Linked DNA regions of Homo sapiens: region 2 is linked to region 1. The links are chromatin loops, found by intact Hi-C in ENCODE. Cell type or tissue: mammary epithelial cell. All regions are shown on one strand. Each heading gives the region's core, and the rest is flanking DNA. Links, peaks and the distances in the headings are about the cores only.

Evidence for each region. A loop is a pair of places that touch in the nucleus more often than their neighbours do. Peaks named below come from ENCODE experiments on the same cell type or tissue, not always from the same donor. Only the 100,000 strongest peaks of a DNase experiment are listed, where the experiment ranks them.
Region 2: a loop joins it to region 1, with 2.2 times the contacts of the local background. A loop is called at or near these places in 1 of 110 quality-filtered maps.

The regions. Positions count from the first base shown.
Region 1 is chr12:79,632,645-79,639,482 of GRCh38, reverse strand. All of the region lies in intron 2 of PAWR (pro-apoptotic WT1 regulator), which reads left to right. Among named protein-coding and RNA genes, the nearest start is that of PPP1R12A-AS2, 54 kb to the left of the region's middle. In mammary epithelial cell, for the core only: no CTCF peak of the experiment used is centred there; DNase peaks (open chromatin) are centred at 3,642 and 4,102; H3K27ac peaks cover 2,106 bases.
Region 2 is chr12:79,734,529-79,741,366 of GRCh38, reverse strand. All of the region lies in intron 4 of PPP1R12A-AS2 (PPP1R12A antisense RNA 2), which reads right to left. Among named protein-coding and RNA genes, the nearest start is that of PAWR, 47 kb to the right of the region's middle. In mammary epithelial cell, for the core only: a CTCF peak has its summit at 3,055 (motif pointing right); a DNase peak (open chromatin) is centred at 3,056.

The DNA of each region.
Region 1 (6,838 bases), core at 1,103-6,102:
GTAGGTTCTGCAGAGAATTTGGGCACAGAGCTTTGTGCTGTGCATGTGGAAACCTAGCCATAACTCTCCACATAATTTATACATTAAGTAAAATGTATTGACATAAGTATTTTACTAGGAAAATATGTTGGCTGGGAGAAGCCAAGAAAATTTTAAAAGTGAATAATAAGAAAGAGAACTGGTATTACTAGATATTATTAACTTATAATGATAAAAATAATATGGCTTTTATGTAGATAAATTGGTGAAACAGTATTGAAAGCTAAAAATAGGGTGAGGTGGCTCACGCCTGTCACACCTATCCAGCACTGTGGGAGGCTGAGGCGGGCAGATCACGGGGTCAGGTGTTCGAGACCAGCCTGACCAACATGGTGAAACCCTGTCTCTACTAAAAATACAAAAATTAGCTGTGCGTGGTGGCATGCGCCTGTAACCCCAGCTACTCAGGAGGCTGAGGCAGGAGAATCTCTTGAATCCAGGAGGTGGAGGTTGCAGTGAGCTGAGATCATGCCACTGCACTCCAGCCTGGGCGACAGAGTAAGACTCCATCTCAAAAAAAAAAAAAAAAAAAAAAAAAAAAAAAAAATATATATATATATATATATATATATATATATATGACTCCATCTCAAAAAATATATGTATATATGTTTATATATAATACACACACACACACACACACACACACACACCCCAAATATAATGATAGCATTTGGACTTGATAGGGAGGCAATAGATCTAGAGTCCCTGGGTATGAACCCTGAGTGGGGCTGAGGGAATGCTGTACTCCAGTCGGAGCCATTATTCATACAACCCACTGCCGTTGTTGCAATTCTGTATTCTGTGTACATAGTTGAAACAATTGGCTGTTATCAAAGTAGAAACCAGTAGAGTCCAACTTCACTACACAACAAATTAAATATGAGATTAGTTAAGTTAAAAATGAGATAGTAAAAATAAGAAAATATGTGTTGATTAGATCTTGGAGTGGGAAAAACTTTCTTTTATAGAACCACAGGGAGAAATTGCAAAAGGGAAATTAAACAGAATTAAAAGGTAAACTAGAAAAAGACATTAACAATATGTTGGACAAAGATTACCATTCTTGTTATATACTGCTTTTAGAAGTACTAAGAAATGAAATTGACAGACAACATCAGTGAAGAAAATGAAGATACATAAATATATAAAGCCAATAAAAATATGACAAAAGTTTATCCTATTAATTAGGATTCAGTGAAACCCCTATTTGCCTAATATATTTGGTGAGAGTTGAAAAAATAAGGGTGAGACCAATCTTACACAAGCTTTCTGGGGCAATATTGGCAGTATTTTTTTTTTTTTGAAACCCAAAAGCTGTACTCTGAAGAATGACAGTATGTTTAAAGAGCCATAAAAATTAGAGATACACACAAAAATTTACGTGAAAGGCTATTTAACTTGTATGTCTCATGACACAGACAGGATTGAACAAATCACGTTGTATTCATAAGCTGATATAATACTATGCAGCTACTAAAATTTTTGTTACAAGAGATGATGTAAGTACACTTCAAAATGGGATATCCACAACTATTTGAATTTAAAAAAGAACTAGTTCTCATAGAAAGATGTTTACCACAGTGATAATAGTTGGTTAAGATTAAGAATGATTTTTCTTTTTTCTTTTTTTTAAGATGTTAATAGTTTTGAAAATTTGTACGTTTTAAATTTACTCAGTTCCCAAGCTTTCTAGTTTAGAGGTATGTTGTATGTGTGTGAGTGTTGGTGTGTATGTAGCAGACCGTAGCATATTAATCTATGTTCATTATAACATAGATTAATACGTTTCTTTCTGCTATCCAGTTAGAAGACGTCATTTGTTTATTATGCCCAGTTCTTTTCACATAGAGATACTTAATAATTTGACCTTATTTCAATTTATCTTTTTTTTTTTTTTTTAATGTTCAATGTTGTTGTTGTTGTTTAATCATCTCACAGTAACTTTTGGCTTAGGAGCCAGGGATGGAAGGTGAGGTAAAGCTAGGGCAGAGGTCGAGTGATGACAGAATGGTATATGCTAGATAAAAGAAGGACTAATGGTAGATGAAAAGGGTATTACCAGAGAAGGAGGCGGATTAAAGAAGTGGCATTACTGATAGGATTGACATGGTCTCCCTGAAGAAAATGAGTGGAATCTATTTTAATTTCCCTAATACCTTTCATGGTTATAGTAACTCATTTTGGAAAGCACAGGCACTTAATCCACACACATGGTTTGTAATTGTGTGATCCCAAATAGACTGCCCTGCCCATCCCCCTTTTAGGGAGCTCTAATTCTTTCCCCAAGAAGCTTTGCAAAGATTGCTTACCTGATTATTTTTTAGATGTAGTGGGCAGTCACAGTTTTTGAACTACATTTATATAATTTATTGTACATAAATGCAGTTGAACTTACTTGGCTGTTTAAAATCTGTATTTCATTTTAGTTCTATTGTAGTTATTTTTCTCATTCTGATTCGTAATTTAAAAGTTGTCATATTTTCCTTATTAGAGCCTTGTTGAGGAGTGTTTATACTTTGCAAAAATTTGTTCAAAAATTAAAACACCTAAGAAATTTGTGTGGATTCTTAAGATGTACATATGTTGTGTCTACAGGCATATTTGGATAGAAGAAAATGAGATAAAATTTTTTTAAGGATTCTGAAAATCGAAGGAACAAGCATTATAAGGAATGTCAGTATTATGTAAAGGATTTTACGAACGGTTGTAAATATTTTCTACTTAAAAATGAATAAACTATTGCATTCATTTGTAAGACTTACTACTTATGAGAAAGAGCAAATGGGAAAGTAGAGAAAGGAATGTGAAACAATATCTAGTTGAATTCTTTCAAGAACTAGATAGTAGATCACAATTTAAGCTATCAAAGTATCAAAACTTTGGCTTGAGCACTTATTAAAAATTAATTTGAACAGTTCTTATGTTTTATGTTGAAATTTTTAACATTGTATTTTCTTGTTTAGTTAGTATGCATAGTTTTAGATAAATAGTAGCTGTGAATGATGATTGCCTTATGTGCTTAGGTTTACCCCTACTGTTCAAGAGTTGTTATTAATATAAGTAAAAGTTATACTCTTCTCCATATATTAGAAACATTTAAACGTGTTAATACAGTTTTTGTTTAATAGAGGCAAATGGTATATTGATTGCTTTTTCTGAACTGAGTTTTGTGGAATTCTGTTTTATAAAATTGATAGGAAAAAGCTGCCATGAGATGAATCTTTTTGTTATTTAGTCTATGAACTTATTAAATTTCTATATTAAAATCTTTGAGCTGTAGTAATAGAAATGTTAGTAGTAGGAAACTATTGCCTTTAAGATTTCTAAGTCAAGTTTATTTCCATATTTAACATATATATCACTGTAAGGTTAGTCTTTCAAAAGCAGCATGTTTTATCTCATTTGTTCAAGAAATACTATGATTGGCTGATTTTTTTTGTATTTATGACTTCATGTCCCAATTCCTGTTTAGCCACAATGTCTTTGTAATACAGTCCAGTCAGTCTAGTCTCTACCAAACACCCTAGTATTTAGTTCAGCAAACATTTATTGAATATGTGCAACATACACCATGTTTTGTAATAACAGGAGTGTGAAATACTGTGGTGATGATAATATTGTGATGGTGCAATCTGTTGCCCCAAGCAAAGTCATAAAACTATCAGAACATAGCAGTGGCTTTCAAACTTTTTTTGGACAGATAAAATTATGCTTTATTGGTGACACAAATATGAATAGTTTTACAGTTAATGACATTTTCCAAAATGGCAAGCAATTTTTAAAAATAAGATTATAAACAACATATTTCCTGGATTTTCAGGATAGCCGTCTTCTGGAAAAATCTTTGTATACATTTACAAATCCTGTACTTCTCCTGCTTTGTTTTTATAGGTAAGTGGTTGGGCTCAGATAATTATAAACTTATTTTTCACCTGCTGGCTGACTCAACATTACATTCTCCAGTTAAACAAGGTGTAGGTCTTTTCTTTCTTACCGGAACTGTGTTTTCAAATTGCAATGTGGGTAGCATTCCAGGTTTCTGCTCCATAACCAGTAATATCCCTCAGTCATCAAGGTGACCAAAATGCCTCCACAGAATTTCATAATACCTTTTAGGTATTATGAAAGAATCACTGAGCCCAGAGCATTATGGCCAAAGTAGAGACTTGCCCCAGAGACATACTTGGAGAAGATACTAACCCTACTACCAGGTCCCAAGCTATGAGGGGAATTAAATAAGTTCCAGTTGAGACACCACAGGGAGTCTTTTTCAGGGAGCCAGCCAGGTTTTAATCTGCATCTGACAATAGCAAGATGTTAATCACTGAGCAGGAATTTTAGGCAGTAGAATGGAATAATTTGGAAGGGAGAGGAAGAATGCAGTATTGGAACAGATTAGGATATGTGAGGTTATGTACAGAGCAATATAGTAAGTGAGAATCTGTACAGTGATAGATGAGACTTGGGGAAGCTGGGTCTGCTGTTAGTGACTGAGGTGTAAACTTGGAAATGAGACCTTATAGAATTCCTCCAGATAGCCTCTTTAAAATTAAAAAAAAATTATGTAAAAACGTTAACATACAGAAAACTACCAAGCCAAATGAATCCTTATATAACTGTCATCCAGCAATAATAATCATCAACCCATAGTCACTCTTTTTTTTTTCAGCTGCAATTCTCAGTAATTCTGTGTTCTACAAAGTGACTCAGTATACTTACAAGTAATCTGAAACAAAAGTTTGGAAAAGTGCTCACTGCTATTGTCTATTCTGTTCTTTTTCTTAAAAATTCTGGGTTGCAATGCAGTAAATTGATTTCATAACTAACAAATAGTTACACCTGGCAGTTGGAAAATTGAGTTCAGGTTTTGGAGTTAGACTGCTTAGGTTGGAGTTCTGACTGCACTATTCAACAAATGTGTCCTTAAGCATTAATTCTTATCTTGTCCCCTCTTCCTGAATGTACATTGTGTGTACCTCCTAAAATTTTTGTGAGAATTATGAGATACTGGATTTTAGTGCTTAGTAGTACCCTACTTTAAGTGTCAGACTGGGATCTGAATCTAGGTTTCCAGTTCTAAAATCTGAGTTCTTGTCTTGTAGTTGTGAAATCTAACACCCACTTTACAGAAGATTATTTTTTTAAAAAAGAAAAAACCAAGAGATAAATGTATCCTTATCATTCATACATATCTTTATATATTAAATTTGAAGCATTTCCCAACATTATTTTGAAAACTGTTTTCAGATAATATTCTATTCTCCAGAGGCAGAAGTGTTATGGTACAGATGAATAAAATATGTATTTACTTATAGTTATTTAGTCAAAACATAAATTTTATTGCATTTTTAAACTGTATTTGGGGATTTCAATCATATACAGATGTAAGGAGAATCATATAATGAAGTCTACCTGTACTCATCTTCAGTTTCAATAATTTTCAACTCATGGCCAGTTTTGTTTTATCTATACCAGCACACTGCCCGTCTTACCTCTTGTCTTATTTTGAAGCAAATCCTAGGTGGCATGTTATGTCATCTTTAAATACTTCAGTATACATCTCTAAAATATATGGATTTTTTTTTAAACCAGAAGGACAATGTCATTATCTCACTTGAAAAAGTTTTAAAAAGTAGTTCCTTAATCTCTCAAATATATATTCATGTTCAAAGTGTTTCTTAAATAATTTTTAAAGTAGTTTCTTTAAATAAGGATGCAAATGAGGTGAGTACCTTGTTGTTGGTTCTTATGTTCTTTGAGTTTCAAATTCATATATCTCCTTTCCCTTCTTTTCTCTTTGCAATTTATAAGTTGTAGAAACTGGGCCATTTGGTCAGCAGAGGCTTGTTTTTATATGACAGAGAGCCAAGAGTGGTTTTTATAGTTTTAAAGGGCTGTTTATAAAAGAAAAACAACAACAAAAAAACAAACAGCTGACTTTATGCTGCTAAATCCTCACCAACAATTGGTATCGTCAGTCTTATAATTTTAGTCATTCTGGTAGGTGGTTCATTATGGTTTCAGCTTGCATTTCCCTAATGACATGATGTTGAGTGTCTTTTCGTGTGTTTATTTGACATTTCTTTGGTGAAATATCTGTTCACATTTTTGGTCATTTTTAATTGGGTTGTTTTTTTAATTGTGTTCTAAGAGCTCATTATATGTTCTGGCTACAAATTCATCAGGTGTGTGTTTTTGCAAATATTTTCTTCTAGTCTGTGGCACGCCTTTTTATTTCCTTAACTATTTTTTGAATAGCAAAAGTTTTTAATTTTGATAGTTTTTTTGTTTTTTGTTTGTTTGTTTGTTTGTTTTTGAGACAGAGTCTCTCTCTTTTGCCTAGGCTGGAGTACAGTGGCACAATCTCAGCTCAGTGCAACCTCCGCCTCTCGGATTCTCCTACCTCCACCTCCCAAGTAACTGAGACTACAGACATGCGCCACTACGCCTGGCTGATTTTCATATTTTTAGTAGAGACAGGGTTTCACCATGTTGGCCAGGCTGGTCTCGAACTCCTGGCCTCAAGTGATCCGCCCACCTCAGCCTCCCAAAGTGCCGGGATTACAGCCATGAGCCACCGTGTCCGGCTATGATAGTACATTTTGAGCTTATTTTTGTAACTGATGTGAGATAAAGGACTGAAGTTAACTTTTTCCTTTTAGTGGGAGGGTATATATGGATATCTATTTGTTACAGCACCATTTGCTGAAAAGATCATCCTTTCCCAGTTGAATCTTCATGACATCTTTGCTAAAAATTAAAGGGCCAGGCTGGGCACATGGTATGCTGCACGCCT
Region 2 (6,838 bases), core at 907-5,906, 100 kb before region 1:
TAGAAATCACTAATATTGGCTGGGTGCAGTGGCTCACGCCTGTAATCCCAGCACTTTGGGAGGCCGAGGCAGGCGGATTATGAGGTCAGGAGATTGAGACCATCCTGGCCAACATGGTGAAACCCCGTCTCTCCTAAAAATACAAAAATTAGCTGGGTATAGTGGTGCGCACCTGCAGTCGCAGTTACTTGGGAGGCTGAGGCAGAAGAATTGCTTGAACCCGGGAGGCGGAGGTTGCAGTGAGCCGAGATCACGCCATTGCACTCCAGCCTGGCAACAGAGCAAGACTCCATCTAAAAAAAAAAAAAGAGAGACAAAGAAAAAAGAAATCACCAATATTTCACATTTATTTGATACTGATCCTAAAAATAAAAGTGTTCTTTTTGTAGCCTACATGCTTATTATTGCCTTATTCTTTAAGAAGTTCCATGTTGGCTCCAGACTAAGAAATTTGCAACCTCAAGTCAAAATGGAACATGTTAGTTTTCCAACTTGTATTATTCAAAAATTTAAAAATATGTGTCACTAGGCACAAAATCTACTTGTTATAATTATGTGTGATAATAGATTTTTTGGGTATTAAGAATTTTATGTGAGTATTGTGAAAAACTTGTGACTTTTTGCCATTGCAAGTCTACGCAACCAGTGAAACCAAAAAACTGTGGGAAAGAACTTTGAAGGCTTTGCTGATTGCTTTGCTAAATATTATCTGGTATGTTTAGTTATAAATAAAAAAAGAAATTAACATTTCTTGATACCTTACTATGTGCCAAGCATTGATAAGCACTTTATGCACAGTATATCATTTAATCCTCACAACAACCATAAGAGGCAGTCTGGTTTTTCAGTTGACTGGGGTAAGAGGAAGAAATTGAATTCATGAGCTTAAGGCATGAGCAATGAAGCCAGGAGCTGAACAATATCTTACTTCATACCCATTCTACTTCATGTAATTTCAAGTCAACACCAAAGTTCTCATGTACTTTTCCTTCAAAACGTGCCGTTTTCTCCCACGTCTTCAACATTCAATCTAAACCACTGAACTAAAGAATTCTGAGGGTGTTCCAATGTTCAGATTTTCTTTGAGTATTTTCTGACATAAGTGATGACTGCTACCCACAAACTTCATGTCTGATCCTTGCCCTTGAAAGTGGACTACATTTGCATCATGTTTTCTTAGTAAATCTTTTTGAATTGTTAGTCTGAAAATATGAATCTAGTCAATGGTTTAAAATTTCTCAATTATTAAAATAAATGTAGCCAGGCACAGTGGCTCAGGCCACTTTGGGAGGTTGAAGCAAGAGGATTGCTTGAGCCCAGGAATTGGGACACCAGCCCAGGCAACATGGTGAAACCCCATCTCTACATAAAATACAAAAATTAGCTGGGTGTGATGGTATGCGCCTGTGGTGCAAGGTACTCAGGAGGCTGACGTCGGAGGATGGCTTAAGCACAGGAGATCAAGGCTGCAGTGAGCTGTGATTATGCCACTGCACTCCAGAGCCTGGGCTACAGAGTGAGACTCTGTCTCAAAAAAAAAAAAAAAAAAAAAAGAAAGAAAAAAAAAAGTCTCAAACACCTGAAAGCATAATTTGCACAGGTTGAGAGTTTTAAATGGACACTTAAATATGTTTTCCAAATTCCTCCCATTAGTTAAACTTTTTCAGTCCTGTTAAGTATTATCTCAGACCTTTTTCTCTTTTCTGGTGGTGATGGTGATATTTCATGTTTTTCTTCTTTCTTTTTCTTTTTTTTTTTTTTTTTTTTTTGAGACAGAGCCTTGCTCTGTCACCCAGGCTGGCTGACTGCAACCTCTCGGCTCACTGCAACCTCTGCCTCCCAGGCTCAAGTGATTCTCCTGCCTCAGCCTCCTGAGTAGCTGGGATTACAGGCACCCGCCACCATGCCCAGCTAGTTTTTGTATTTTTAGTAGAGATGGGGTTTCACCATGTTGGCCAGGCTGGTCTCAAACTCCTGACCTCAAGTGATCTGCCCACCTCAGCCTCCTAAAGTGCTGGGATTACAGGTATGAGCCACCACTCCTGGCCATTTTTTCTTAAAACCGTTTTCTGTTCTATTCCTGTCACTGATCCCATTCCTCTCAGTGGTCACCTTTGTACCCTACAATTCTTGGGTTTATTCAGGTTCCTTTTACAGACCAGTTAACAACATCCCTTTTCCTTGTCCGCCAAACATCTTTTGTCTACTTAAGTATTTAGTCATCATTGTCATAATTGTTCTGAAAATGGCTTTGATAAGTGGGCCAGCCCAGAAGACCAGCAATTTCTAAAGTTAATAACACCTTGGGCAAACAAATTATTTCATGATTCACTCCTTTCATGACCCCTCATAAGAGAAAAAAATTGTATGGTGAGAATAAAGATGTAATTAAGTGTTTTAGGTATTCGATAGTTGTACTGATGGGTTTGGTCTGCAGACAATTGCTTTGATGTTAGGACAAGGATTGTATCTGTTCAGTGTAAGTTTTCATTGAAAGAAATATATGCTCATTAGAAAACCTCACATGGTTAAAACCTTCTAATGATTAAATTGAGTACTTAATTCTAATTGTAGCCCTTATGACAAGTCTTTATATGGTCACAAGATTTTTTTTAAACACAGAAAAATACCTGATTTAGTAAAAAATCTGAATCAGAATTTAAAAAAAATTTAGTACTTCTAAGCACCTACTGAACCCAACTGTTCATTTTACAGGAATCCTAAGGATCTGTGCTAAGTGTCTGTTTTTCTGATTTAAGAATGAACAGTAATTAGCAGGTAATTTGAGTTTGAAAATAATTTATCTAAATAATTTACTCTATTAAGGAGAAAGTTTTTAATTAGTAGAGATAAATTACAGCTAACCCAAAACCAAGTCTCTTCTTTTGTATTCTGAAAAGCATTTTTCACCTAAAATGTTACAGAAAAAAAAGCGGCTGAGGTAGTTGGCGATGACTTTTAGTATACCTATTGATAAAGCATAAACAAAAGTGGGGTGGGGCATTGAAATGTCTTCTTAATTGCTACCGATACCTGCCACTCAAACCACTAGGTGGCACCAATAAGCTTTTCCGATATGTACAATAAATGTACCTATGTTTAAGGCACTCCTTGAACAATATCCCATACCATGACTACCAAAATGCTTAAAAATTCTACCCATATACTTAAGAATTACTGCACAAAGTTATGCCTCTAGACAACAATAAATGGTGTTGCTATTTGATTGTTGACAAAAGTATTGAGAAAGCAATCTAAATACAAGTCACCATGATTTAGTGGAAAAAACACTGGAGTGAGGGTCAATAGTCCTTGTTCTGTTCTCAGCTTCACCACCAACTACCTCAGTGTCTTGAGTAGTCACTAAACCTCTCTGGTTTCTATCTCCTGATCAGTAAAGTGAAAGATTGGGACTAGATGAGTTGGTTTCAAAATGTAAGTAAAAGCCTCTTTTCTTCTACAAAATCCCTCAGAATTCTAATATGGAAAACAGATGAAAGCAAGACTGAGAAGGGAGGGAAGCGTGGTTGGATGTTGGAAAGAGAAGAAGGTATGAGAAGCACCTTTTGCTCTGCTTCCCACCAGTCTCCTCAGTGTCCAACCTGTGGTCCAGAAAAAAAAATAATTTGGATACCAATGAAATAGAAAATTACTAACAACTCTGTGATCCAGAAGTCTGTAAATCCAAGTATGTAGCACTATGTCCAAGTTCTTAAGCATTTTCCAACTTTAGCGGCCCAATTCCAGGATATAGTACAGCTATTATTTTCTCCATTTTACAAATAAATAGTAAACTAAGGATGGGTAATTTAATAGTTTTCTAAAAGTCTCCTTTGAGATTCACTTGCAGTTGTAAAAAAAAAAAAAAGAAAGAAAAAAAAGAAAAAAGAAAACCAAGCAGAAATCCCATGTAAAATTTACCCAGTTTCCTCTAATGGGAACATTTTGCAAAATTATAGTATAATATCACAACTAGGATATTCACATCAATACAGTCAAGATACAGAACAATTCCAACACCACAAGAATCTCTGTTTCCCATTTATAGCTGCACACATTTTACTCCTACCTTGACTCTTTACTTAGCCCCTGGAAACCTCTAATTTGTTCTCCATTTCTACGATTTTTGTTATTTCAAGAATGTTATATAAATGGAATCGTATGTATGTAAGCTTTCAGGATTTATTTTTTCATTAAGCATAATTCTCTGAAGATTCATTCAGGTTGCTGCATGTATTAATAATGCATTCCTTTTTATTGCTGAGGAGTAGTTCATGGTATGGATATGTCACAGATTTTTTTTTTGGAGGCAGAGTTTCGCTCTTGTTGCCCAGGCTGGCGTGCAATGGTGCGATCTTGGCTCACCACAACCTCCACCTTCTGGGTTCAAGTGATTCTCCTGCCTCAGACTCCCGAGTAGCTGGGATTACAGGCATGCACCACCACGCCCGGCTAATTTTGTATTTTTAGTAGAGATGGAGTTTCTCCATGTTGGTCAAGTTGGTCTTGAACTCCTGACCTCAGGTGATCCGCCCGCCTCGGCCTCCCAAAGTGCTGAGATTACAGGCGTGAGCCACCACACTCGGCCTGTGTCACAGATTTTTAAGCATTCACCCATTGAAGGATTGAAGGACATCTAAATTGTTTCCAGGTGTTTGCTTGCTTGTTTGTTTTTGAGACAAGGTCTCACTCTGTTGTCCAGGCTGGAGTGCAGTGGCACAATCTCAGCTCACTGCAACCTCTGCCTATGGAGCTCAAGCTATCCTTCTACCTCAGCCTCCTGAGTAGTTGGGACCACAGGCGTGCACCACCACACTTGGCCAATTTTTGTATTTTTTTTTTTTTTATAGAAATGAGGTTTCACCATGTTGCCCAAGCTGGTTTTTAACTTCTGAGCTCAAGAAATCCGCCTACCGCATATGGCCCTCCAATTTTTGACTCTTATAAATAAAGCTGCTATAAATATTTGTGTACACCTTTTCATGTGAATATAAATTTTTATTTCTCTAGGATAAATGCCCAGGAGTGCAATTGCTGGGTCACTGTGTAGTTGCATGTTTAGTTTTTTCTTATTTTTAATTTTTATGGATACATAATAGTTGCACATATTTATAGGGTAGAAGTAATATTTTGATATAAGCATTAAATGTGTAATGATCAAATCAGGGTAACTGGGGTATCATCATCTTGAACATTTCTTGAACATTTATCATTTCTTTGTGTTAGGGACATCCCAATTCCACTCTGCTATTGTGAAATATACAATAAATTTTTGTTAACTATGGTCACCTTATTGTGCTACCAAACATTATATCTGATTCCTTCTATCTATATTTTTGTACCCACTAACCAATTCCTCTTTATCCCCCTTTCCCCACCTCTGGTATCCTTCCTAGCCTCTGGTATCCTTCCTAGCCTCTGGTAATGATCATTCTACCCTGTATCTTCATGAGATCAACACATTTAGCTCCCACATATGAGTGAGAAAATGTGATATTTGTCTTGCTGCGCCTGGCTTATTTCACTTAACGTAATGCCTTACAGTTCCATCCATATTGTTGCAAACAACAGAATTTCGTTCTTTTTTGTGGCTGAATAATTTTCTATTGTAGATATATGTACCACATTTTCTTTGTCCATTTATCCATCGATGGATACTTAGGTTGATTCCCTATCTTGGCTACTGTGAATAATAGTGCTGCAATAAACATGGGAGTGCAGATACTTCTTCAATATACTGATTTCCTTTTATATGGATCCTATACCCAGCAGTAGGATTGCTGGATCATTGGGTAGTTATATTTTTAGTTGTTTGAGAGGTCTCCATACTGTTCTCCATAGTGACTGTGCTAATTTACATTCCCACCAACAGTGTTGGAGGGTTCCACTTTCTCCCTATCTGCCCTAGCATCCGTTATTGCCTTTTTTATAAAAGTCATTTTAACTGGACTGAGATAGTATCTCATAGTTTTGATTTGCAGTTCTCTGATGATTGGTGATGTTGAGCATTTTGTAATATACCTGTCGGCCATCTGTATGTCTTCTTTTGAGAAATGTCTATTCATATCTTTCACCCATTTTCAATTTGAATTTTTTCTGTTGAGACGTCTGAGCTCCTTATATATTCTGGTTATTAATCCCATGTCAGATAGGTAGTTGGCAAATATTTTCTCCCATGCTGTGGGTTGTCTTTTCACTTTGTTGATTGTTTCCTCTGCTGTGATCCCATTTGTCCATTTTTTGCTTTAGTTGCCTGTGCTTTTGCGATCTTACTCAAGAAATCTTTGCACAAATCAATGACCTAGATAATTTTCCTAATGTTATCTTATAGTAGGTTCATAGTTTCAGGTCTTACATTTAAGTTTCTATTCAATTTAGATTTGATTTTTGTATATAATATGAGATAGGGGTTTAATTTTCTCCTTCTTCATATAAATATCCAGTTTCCAAGCACCATTTATTGTTCTTTCCCAATGTATGTTCTTGGTACCTTCACATGTTTAGTTCTAAAAGAAACTATTTTCCAGAGTAGGTGTATCATTTTGTATTCCCAATGGCAATGTAGGAGTGATAGTTTTTTTTTGCATCCTCACCAGAATTTGGTGTTTTCACTAATTTTTTAAATTTTAAAAAAATTTTAGTCATTCTCATAGGTGTGTAGTATTATGCATTGTGGTTTTAATTTGAATTCCCTAATATCTAATGATGTTAAACATCTTTGTATATGCTTTTTGATATCTGTATATTCGCTCTGGTAAAATTTATTTTGTCCACTTTATACTTGGATTTTTAAATTTTATTTTTTATTTATGTATTTTAAGTAATTTTTTATTTCTAT